Regions from separate parts of the Homo sapiens genome. Here region 2 is linked to region 1. Evidence: read pairs that join two places in POLR2A ChIA-PET (ENCODE). Cell type or tissue: Panc1. All regions are shown on one strand. Each heading gives the region's core, and the rest is flanking DNA. Links, peaks and the distances in the headings are about the cores only.

Region 1 (5,371 bases), core at 314-5,313:
CCAAGGCAGGAGGATCATTTGCACTCAGGAGTTCCAGACCAGCCTGGGTAACAAGGTGAGGCCCTGTCTGTACAAAAACAATAAAATAAAATAATAAAATAAATCCAAGAGAATGGACTGAGGAGCCCTCCTAATTCACTGTGAGCTCACTCCTCCCCACCCCATCCCTGTCTTTCTTTCTTTTTTTTTTTTTTTTTTTTTTGAGACGGAGTCTCACTCTGGCACCCAGGCTGGAGAGCAGTGGCACCATCTCGGCTCACTGCAAGCTCCACCTCCCAGGTTAACACCATTCTCCTGCCTCAGCCTCCCGAGTAGCTGAGACTACAGGCGCCCGCCACCACACCCAGCTAAGTTTTTTGTTTTTTTAGTAGAGATAGGGTTTCACCATGTTAGCCAAGATGGTCTTGATCTCCTGATCTCATGATCCACCCGCCTTGGCCTCCCAAAGTGCTGGGATTACAGGCACGAGCCACCGTGCCAGGCCCCCTGTCTTTCTTCACTGCATTCTTTTGGGCAGTGTCAGGTAAGAGGGAGGTGGTAGGAACCCAGGGCTGGGTGCTGAGGCTGTTACTCAGCCACTGCATGACCTTGGACTTCCATTTCTTTCTCTGCATAATGCTTGAAATAATTGCCCCTCTCACTGCCATGGCCATGCATGGAACAGAGATGTGCAAACTGCTAGCACCTACCAGGTTTGCACCCAGAGAGGGGCTGCAGGTGCCGCTGTGGCCCCAATGGAGGTGATGGTGACTTAGGTTTATGCAGTGGTACAGGAAGAGGACCAAGCTGATAGATAGTGGGGAGACGGCAGCTAGAATGGATAGGGCAGGTGTGGGGATCAGCTGAAGGAGGAAGGGAGAGGAGTTGGGGTGATACCCCGATTGCTGGGCAGCCAGTGGAGTGGATGGTGGTACCACATGAGAGATAGGAGACCACAGAGGAGAACGGTTTTGGGGAGCAAACTTTGTGAACTTGGTGTTGTATGTGCTGAGTAGAGACACCCACAGGACATCACACTTGTCAGGAGACCACTGGATGTTTGTGTCTTGAACCCAGAGGAGACTGGGAGTGGTGGCTCACGCCTGTAATCCTAACACTTTGGGAGGCTGAGGCAGGCAGATCACCTGAGGTCAGGAGTTCGAGACCAGCCTGGACAACATAGTGAAACCCCGTCTGTACTACAAATACAAAAAATTAGCTGGGCATGGTGGCAAGTGCCTGTAATCCCAGCTACTCAGGAGGCTGAGGCAGGAAAATTGCTTGAACCTGAGAGGCAGAGGTTGCAGTGAGCCAAGATTGCACCATTGCACTCCAGCCTGGGCAACAGTGTGAGACTCCATCTCAAAAAAAAAAAAATAATAATAATAAATAGGCCAGGTGCAGTGGTTCACACCTGTAATCCCAGCAATTTGGGAGGCCAAGGCGGGCGGATCACAAGGTCCCGAGATCGAGACCATCCTGGTTAACACGGTGAAACCCCATCTCTACTAAAAGTACAAAAAAGTAGCCGGGTGTGGTGGCGGACGCCTGTAATCCCAGCTATGGGGAGGCTGAGGCAGGAGAATGGCGTGAACCCAGGAGGCAGAGCTTGCAGTGAGCCGAGATTGCGCCACTGCACTCCAGTGTGGGCGACAGAGCGAAAAAAAATTATATATATTAGCTGGACATGTTAGTGCATGCCTGTAATCCCAGCTACTCAGAAGACTGAGGTGGAAGGATCCCATGAGTCCAAGAGTTGGAGGCTGCAGTGAGCTCTATGACTGCACCACTGCACTCCAGCCTGGACTACAGGGAGAGACCATGTTTCTTAAAAAAAAAAAAAAAACAAAAAAAAAAACAAAACAACAGTGCAGTGGCTCATGCCTGTAATCCCAGCACTTTGGGAGGCCGAGGTGGGTGGATCACCTGAGGTCAGGAGTTTGAGACCAGCCTGGCCAACATGGTAAAACCCTATCTATACCAAAAATACAAAAATTAGCTGGGCGTGGTGGCGCACGCCTGTAATTCCAGCTACTCTGGAGGCTGAGGCAAGAGAATAGCTTGAAGCCAGGAAGCAGAGGTCACAGTGAGCTGAGATCATGCCATTGCACTCCAGCCTGGGTGACAAGAGTGAAACTCTGTCTCAAAAAAAAAAAAAAAAAAAAAAAAAAAAGCCAGATGTGGTGGTGCATGCCTGTAGACCCAGCTACTTGGGAGGCTGAGGTGAGAGATTGCTTGAGCCCAAGAGTTCAAGGCTGGGGTGAGCTATGACCATGCCACTGCCCTCCAGCCTGGGCGATAGAGTGAGACCTTATCTCTACAAAAATAAAAATGAAAAAATGAGCCAGATGTGGTAGCACACCTGTAGCCCCAGCCACTCAGGAGGCTGATGTGGGAGGATTGCTCGAGCCCAGGAGGTCAAGGATGTAGTGAGCCATAATTGCACTACTGCACTCCAGCCCGGGTGACAGAATGAGACCCTGTCTCAACAACAACAAACAACAACCAAAGACTGAAAGCCTCCCGCCTCAGCCTCCCATGGGATTACAGGTGTGAGCCACACTCCCAGCCATCACTCCTATTTTAGGGATGAGGTTACATCCCTGCAGAAGCCCAGAGCAGAAAGGACCTTCTCCCGCAGGACGGATAGGGTTACGGTCAGTTGGAGTTTGCGGGGTCTTCCAGGCACGGGCAGGGGACAGAAAGGGATGGCGTAGACAAAGGCATCAGCACAGCAGAGCTGGGAAACATGAAGGCAGCTGGCAGAGTGCCCTGAGCATCTCTGAAAGGTCCTGTGATCTGCCTGGCTCTGCAAGGAGCGGTGGGACGGGAACCTGGGAGGAGACCGGGGAAGGTGAGGCAGCATGAGAGGGGCCACACATCCTGATTTTTCGGAAGCTGTGAGCTGGTGTTTGAGCCAGAACATTGGATCCCTCTCTGGGCCTCAGCTTTGCCATCCGTGACAAGGGGAGGGTGGCTGAGACTTCTGCGTGCTCGCCCAATACCCATTCTCCTATCCTTCCTCATTAACAGAACCCTGGTTGTATTGATAGTCGCAACAGAGGATGCTTTTTTTTGTTTTGTTTTGTTTGTTTGTTTTTTGCGACAGAGTCTCGCTGTGTGGCCAGGCTGGAGTGCAGTGGCACAATCTCGGCTCACTGCAACCTCCGCCTCCAGGGTTCAAGTGATTCTCCTGCCTCAGCCTCCCGAGTAGCTGGGATTACAGGCACCCACCCCCACGCCCAGATAATTTTTATATTTTTAGTAGAGATGGGGTTTCACCATGTTGGCCGGGCTGGTCTCAAACCTCGAACTCCTGACCTCAAGTGATCCTCCTGCCTTAGCCTCCCAAAGTGCTGGGGTTACAGGCGTGAGCCACTATACCAGCCAACATGAACCTCTTGAAGTCATCTCCCATCCCATCTATCATCTATGTATCTATCTATCCATCCATCCATCTATCAATCTGTCGATCCAGCCATCTATCCATCTATGTATCTATCTATCTATCCATCAATCTGTCGATCTAGCCAGCTATTGATCTATGTATCTATCTATCCATCTATCAACCTGTCGATCTAGCCAGCTATCGATCTATGTATATCTATCTATCCATCTATCCATCTATCAACCTGTCGATCTAGCCATCTATCGATCTATCCATCCATCCATCCATCCTATTGGTTCTGTTTCCCTGGAGAATGCTGACCAATGCAGAGGGCAAGACAGAGAAACCCAGAGGAGCCTGGGTCCCTGACGACCTTGGGGAGGACATTACGCAGCTCCACCCCCAGACTTGTTGCTGCATGAGAGAAAAATAAGCCCTATCTTATTTAAGCCACTGTCGTGGGGATTTTCTGTTATTGGCAACCAAACTCAGCCCCTAAGGGGAGGCCACGTGTCCCGCAGTCCAGGCCCCCCAAATCACACCTACAATGGTTACTTTATCCCAGGACTGTCTGGACTATTATGGAGTTAATTTTTTTCTTTACAGAAACTCATTTTTTGGCCAGGTATGGTGGCTCATACCTGTAATCTCAGCACTTTGGGCGGCCGAGGCAGGTGGATCACTTGGGGTCAGGAGTTCAAGACCCACCTGGACAACATGGTGAAACTCCGTCTCTACCAAAAATACAAAAAATTAGCCAGGCGTGGTGGTGAGTGCCTGTAATCCCAGCTACTCTGGAGGCTGAGGCAGGAGAATCGCTTGAACCTGAGAGGTAGAGGCTGCAGTGAGCCAAGATTGCACTCCAGCCTGGGCAACAGAAGGAGACTCTTGTCTTAAAAAAAAAAAAAAAAAAAAATCAAAAAAGGGTAGCGGACTGCTGAAGGCTGGTTTGCGTCGACATGGCGGTTACCGTGAGTCTCTTGCTGGGCGGGTGTGTTTGCGCTGCTGTCCCTCGCTGCAGGTTGGCGCCCTGTGGGATAGCGGGCCCAGGCCCTATCGGCTGGGAGCAGGACCCCGATTCCTGCCGGAGGAATGGGAGCTGCAGAAGGTGGAGAGGTACCGGCTTCTCCCCAGGCCTCAGCTTGAAGCAGAGCCTTGAGTCCCGGTGCCCCAGACCGCACCCCCTTGGCGCCCGGCATCCTGCCACTGTTACTCCTTCTTACCCATTGTTAGGGGCACAGTGTCAGGTGTTCAGATCCCCTGAGACCACTGCTCCCTTCACTAGTGACGTACTTCATCATCGGTTTAGAGAGTTCGGCATGCTTAGGGCAGTTATTGTTCTAGGTGTTAGCTTTCTGGGTGTATAGAGCAGCTCTAAGCTGGCAACATGGCCAGGTTGCCCTTGCCATCAAAGAGAAGAGGGCTTGGCCGGGCGCGGTGGCTCACACCTGGAATCCCAGCACTTTGGGAGGCCGAGGCAGGCAGATCACGAGGTCAGGAGATTGAGACCATCCTGGCTAACAAGATAAAACCCCATCTCTACTAAAAAAAAATACAAAAAATTAGCCAGGCGTGGTGGCGGGTGCCTATAGTCCCAGCTACTCGGGAGGCTGAGGCAGGAGAATGGCGTGAACCCGGGAGGCGGAGCCTGCAGTGAGCTGAGATCACACCACTGCACTCCAGCCTGGGTGACAGAGCGAGACTCCATCTAAAAAAAAAAAAAGAAGAAGAAAATGATAGAGTCACTCACAGGACAAATACACCAAGGAGATGGAAGGGAAGAAATAAAGAAGTCCAGGACCCGGAGGAGAGCTTTGTGCCTGCTGCTGCACCCCTAGGTCATCAGAGAGAGCTGCAGAAGTACTCCAGTGATTCTGAGAGCACCAGAAGAACCGGCGATGCTGCGTTGCCAAGTGAGCAGAAGCTGGAGGAGTTGAAGGCAGAGGAGCCAGGTCACTTCAGCAGCAAAGTAGTGCAGAGGGGCCGAGAGTTCTTTGACAGCAG
Region 2 (5,350 bases), core at 1-5,000, 170 kb before region 1:
CTCCTGACCTCATGATCCGCCCACCTCAGCCTCCCAAAGTGCTGGGATTACAGGCGTGAACCACTGTGCCCGGCTGATGAGTGAAATTTTTTTTTTTTTTTTTTTTTTTGAGATGGAGTCTCGCTCTCTCACCCAGGCTGGAGGGCAGTGGCGCAATCTCGGCTCACTGCAAGCTCCGCCTCCCGGGTTCACACCATTCTCCTGCCTCAGCCTCCCAAGTAACTGGGAATACAGGCGCCTGCCACCACGCCCGGCTAATTTTTTGTATTTTTAGTAGAGACGGGGTTTCACTGTGTTAGCCAGGATGGTCTCGATCTCCTGACCTCGTGATCCGCCCGCCTCGGCCTCCGAAAGTGAGTGAATTTTAAAAATCAAAATTTATGGGATGTACCTAAAGCAGGGCTCAAAGAGAAACATACAGCTGTAAATGTCTATATTTTAAAAAGATCACATCAAATAAATAACCTAATCTTCCACCTTAAAAAACAAAAGCAGGGCCGGGCGTGGTGGCTCACACCTGTAATCCCGGCACTTTGGGACTCAAAGCCCAGGAGTTCAAAACCAGCCTGGGCAATATGGAGAAACCCTGTACACACACACACACACACACACACACACACACACACAACAAAAAATTAATTAGCTGGGCATCATGGCACATGTCTGTGGTCCCAACTACACAGGAGACTGAGGTGGGAGAATCACCTGGGTCCGGGAAGTTGAGGCTGCAGTGAGCCATGATCGCACCACTGCACTCCAGGCGCAAAGAAACAAAAGCAAGCTGAGCACCTGCTCATGCCTGTAATCCCAACACTTTGGGAGGCCAAGGAGTGAGGACTGCTTGAGCCCAGAAGTTCGAGACCAGCCTGGGTGACATAGTGACACCCAGTGTTGACAAAAAATTAAAAAATTCGCCAGGCATGGTGGCACACGCCTGTAGTCCCAGCTACTTGGGAGGCCGAGGCAGGAGGATCACTCAAGCCCAGGAGTATGAGGCTGCAGGGAGCTGTGATTGTGCCACTGCTCTCTAGCATCGACAACAGAGTGAGGTTCTGTCTCTGAAAAACAAAAACAAATAATCAAAAACACAAAAGCCATGTTTAGAGGGCAATTTGTAGCTGTAAATGCCTATATTAAAAAAAAAAAAGAAAGAAAGATCTCAAGGCAATAATCCAATAATCTAAACTTTCACCTTCAGAACCAGGAGATAGAAAACTAAACTCAAAGGAAGTAAAAGAAAGGAATAAAAATTACAGTGAATAAATGAAATAGAAAATAGAAACAATAGAAAAATCAATGAAACCAAAAGTTGGTTCTTTGAAAAGATCAACAAAACTGACAAACCTTTAGCCAAGAAAAAAAACCCAGAGACACGAAATTACCAAAATACAGGGGGAAAAAAAAAAAAAGGGGGCCTCACTACTGACCTTATAGAAGTAAAGAAACACCCAGAACCACATGGTCTCGCTGGTGAATTCTATCAAACATTTAAAGAGAAATTAATACCAATGCTTCACAAACCCTTCTAAAAAACAGAAAAGAAGGAAATGCTTCCCAATTCATTCTATGAGACCTATATTACACTGATACCAAAAGCAGACAAAGAAATATCACAAGAAAAGAACACTACAGACCAACATTCTTTATGAATACAGTTGCAAAAATCCTCAACAAAATGCTAGTAGGCATGAAAAGGATTTTATATATATATATATATGTACCCTAATTGGTACTGGTATATATTTATGTGCACACACACACACACACACCCCAAGACCAAGAATGAAAGATTGGTTTAACATACAAAAATCAGTCAATATTCCATATTAATAAAATGAAGAAAAAGAAACATATGATTTTCTCAAAAGATACAGAAGGTATGTTTGACAAAATCTAACACTCATTCATGATAAAGATACTCAATAATCTATGAAGAGAATTTCCTCAGCCTAATAAATGGCATCTACAAAAATCCAGGGCAACACAATATTTAACAGAGGAAGACGGAATGTTTCCCTTCTAATAGCAGCAGCAAGACAAGGCTGTCCTTTCTCATCACTTCAATTCAAATTATACTTGAGTCTTTTGCCAGGACATTAATGTGAGAAAAGTAAATAAAAGACATTCAGATTGAAAAGAAGGAAGTAAAACTATCTCTATTCACAGACAACATGATTTTATACATAGAAAATCCTAATGAATCTACTAAAAAACTAGTAAACATAATAAATGAGTTCAGCAAGTTTGCAGGATATGAGATTCATATAAAAATATTATTGTAAGGCCGGACGTGGTGGCTCAGGCCAGTAATCCCAGCACTTTGGGAGGCCAAGGCGGGTGCATCACGAGGTCAGGAGATCGAGACCATCCTGGCTAACAAGGTGAAACCCCGTGTCTACCAAAAATACAAAAAAATTAGCCGGGCATGGTGGCGGGCGCCTGTAGTCTCAGCTACTCGGGAGGCTGAGGCAGGAGAATGCTATGAACCCGGGAGGCGGAGCTTGCAGTGAGCCGAGATCGCGCCACTGCACTCCAGCCTGGGCAACAGAGCAAGACTCCATCTCAAAAAAAAAAAAAAAATTATTGTATATATTAGCAGTAAATAAGCTGAAATGAAATTAAGAAAATTCAATATACAATAACATCAAAAAGCATAAAATACTTAGGAATAAATTTAACAAAAGCATAGGCTTTGTACATTGAAAAATATAAACCATTGCTGAAAGAAATCAAAGATCTACATAGGGCTGGGAGCAATGGCTCACGCCTGTAATCCCAGCACTTTGGGAGGCCAAGGCAGGTAGATAACCTGAGGTCAGGAGTTAGAGACCAGCCTGGCCAACATGGTGAAACCCCACCTCTACTAAAAATAGAAAAATTAGCTGGGTGTGGTGGCAGGCGCCTGTAGTCCCAGCTACTGAGGAGGCTGAGGCAGGAGAATCCTTTGAACCTGGGAGGCAGAGACTGCAGTGATCTGAGATGGCATCATTGCACTCCAGCCTGGGTGGCAAAGCGAGACTGTGTCTTTTTTTTTTTTTTTTTTTTTTGAGACAGAGTCTCACTCTGCTGCCAGGCTGGAGTGCAGTGGCACGATCTTGGCTCGCTGCAAGCTCCACCTCCTGGGTTCACGCCATTCTCCTGCCTCAGCCTCCCAAGTAGCTGGGACTACAGGCGCCCGCCACCACGCCCGGCTAATTTTTTGTATTTGTAGTAGAGATGGGGTTTCACTGTGTTAGCCAGCATGGTCTCGATCTCCTGACCTCATGATCTGCCCACCTCAGCCTCCCAAAGTGCTGGGATTACAGGCATGAGCCGCCGTGCCCGGCCAAGAGACTCTGTCTTAAAAAAATAATAAAAAATAAATAATATACATAAATTATTTTTATAATCACAACAAGCAGTTTTGTTCTTAAAGATGAAGAAGCAGTAACTGAAGGCCAGTGTAGACAGGCAGGCCCTCCAGATGAGACAGGACGTGGTGCCCTGGGGAACAAGCAGGCAACTTCAGCTGCTCCAAGTTGGCCAGCAGCACCAAGCCCCTACTGCGGGTGCAGCTGTGCTGAACCCTGTGGTCTCCTTAGGAGGAAGCAAGGTGAGCACAGTTCCCTTGATGTGAAACCTTCCAAAGGCTTCCTCTGTTTCTCCAATAAAATCCAAATTCCCTGCATGGCCAGCAGGACTCCCCATAGTCAGGCTCATGCCCATCTTCTGCTCAGTCTCCTTGCCCGCGTCCCAACGGGCTTTCTTTTTTTTTGAGACAGGGCCTCACTCTGTTGCCCAGGCTGGAGGGCCGTGATATGATCACAGTTCACTGTAGCCTCCACCTCCTGGGCTCAAGCGATCCTCCCACCTCAGCCTCACTCTGTCTCTCAGGCCTTGGAGGGCCATGATCACAGTTCACTGTAGCTTCCACCTCCTGGGCTCAAGCGATCCTCCCACCTCAGCCTCCTGAGTAGTTGGGACTACAGGCAGGCACCACCACAGCTCGGCTAATGTGATGGTTTTTTGTAGAGATGGGGTCTTGCGATGTTGCCCAGGCTGGTCTGGAACTCTTGGCCTCAAGCGATCCTCCCATCTCGGCTTCCCAGAGTGCAGGGACTACCGGGGGACTACCGGCCTGAGCCACGGCTCCCGGCCATATGGGCCTGTTTCATTTTCTGCACAGCACTTCTCACTTTCTGACACGATCTTAATTACCTGTTTATTACCTTGTCCCTCCGCCCCCCCCCCCCCCCCCACTGGAATGCAGCTTATTCCCGTGTCTCTAACACACAGTAGATATTTACCGGGCAAAGTAACTAACCTAAGGCTCATGCACCCTCGCCCTGGGGAGTACATCGGGCCCCACCCTCCTCCAGGAAGCCTCCTCTGACCAAGCTGGGTTCCCAGACCCTGGGGCTGCCTCCCTCCCACCCCGAAGGCTTGGGGCCACACGGGATCCGTGGATCCCGCCTTAGATCGGGGGTGCCCGGAGGCACTTACACCGTGAGCTCCGTCACCTGCGGGCCGCAGACTCGCAGGCGCCCAGAGGCGAGGGCGCGGCGTCCCGGAGAGCTTCCTGGAAGCGGCGGCCTCTGCGAAAGCGGGCGCGGGCGAGGCTGCAGGCGGCGCGGGGCCTGCAGCGCGCTCTTGTGCGGTAACAATAATGGCAGCTGTCACCCGGCCGTGCGCCCCGTCCTCACGCCCCGGGCCGGCCCCTGCGCGGGGCCCCGAGGCTGCGGGCGACGGAGACGAGCCGAGGCCTCGCGGACGCCCGCCCGGCGTCGCCCCCTCGCCCGTTCTTACCGTGTCCAAGGCCGGCTCCCCGGTGCCCAGGAACATGGTGGCGGCGCTGCCCGGCCGCCCCTCAGGGTTGCTGGCTCGGGCGTCCGGGTCTGGGAATCCGCGGGCAGCCCTGGCCGCCCGCAGCCTCGGGGCCTTCCCTGGCGCCGGCCCGCGACCCCGCTGCCATGGCAACCAGGCCGCCGACCTACCCAGCCGGGTAAGCGACCTGCGTTCCCCCTGGGGCGACCATGCGCGTGCGCAGAGTCCGCGGGCGCCGGCCGGCCGACCAGGAGCGCTCCCGGAGTTCCCGGGGCGGAGCGCGGGGGCTGAGAGGGGGAAAAAAACCGGCCCGGCGCAGTGGCTCGCGTCTGTAATCCCAACACTATGGGAGCCTAAGGCAGGAGATTCAATTGAGCCCAGGAGTTTGATACCAGCCTGGGCAATGTAGCGAGACCCCGTCTCTCGAAAAATAAAATAAAAATAAAAGCCAGGCATGCTGGTGCACGCCTATAGTCCCAGCTCCTCGGGAGGCTGAGGTGGGAGGATCGCTTGGAGCCCAGGAGGTCGAGGCTGCAGTGAGCTATGA

What was found. ChIA-PET counts read pairs that join two places held together with the same protein. Peaks named below come from ENCODE experiments on the same cell type or tissue, not always from the same donor. Only the 100,000 strongest peaks of a DNase experiment are listed, where the experiment ranks them.
Region 2: POLR2A ChIA-PET joins it to region 1 with 10 read pairs; 4 of 35 experiments call an interaction of 5 or more read pairs at or near these places.

What each region holds. Positions count from the first base shown.
Region 1 is chr7:2,393,872-2,399,242 of GRCh38, reverse strand. It overlaps the pseudogene NGRNP3. Among named protein-coding and RNA genes, the nearest start is that of CHST12, 7.1 kb to the left of the region's middle. In Panc1, for the core only: no CTCF peak of the experiment used is centred there; no DNase peak of the experiment used is centred there; H3K27ac peaks cover 311 bases.
Region 2 is chr7:2,558,653-2,564,002 of GRCh38, reverse strand. IQCE (IQ motif containing E) reads right to left here and starts at 5,024. Exons shown (of 22, transcript NM_152558.5): 1 at 4,786-5,024. The coding sequence starts at 4,821. RefSeq lists silencers at 4,343-4,412, 4,633-5,142. In Panc1, for the core only: no CTCF peak of the experiment used is centred there; no DNase peak of the experiment used is centred there; H3K4me3 peaks cover 1,583 bases; H3K27ac peaks cover 1,496 bases.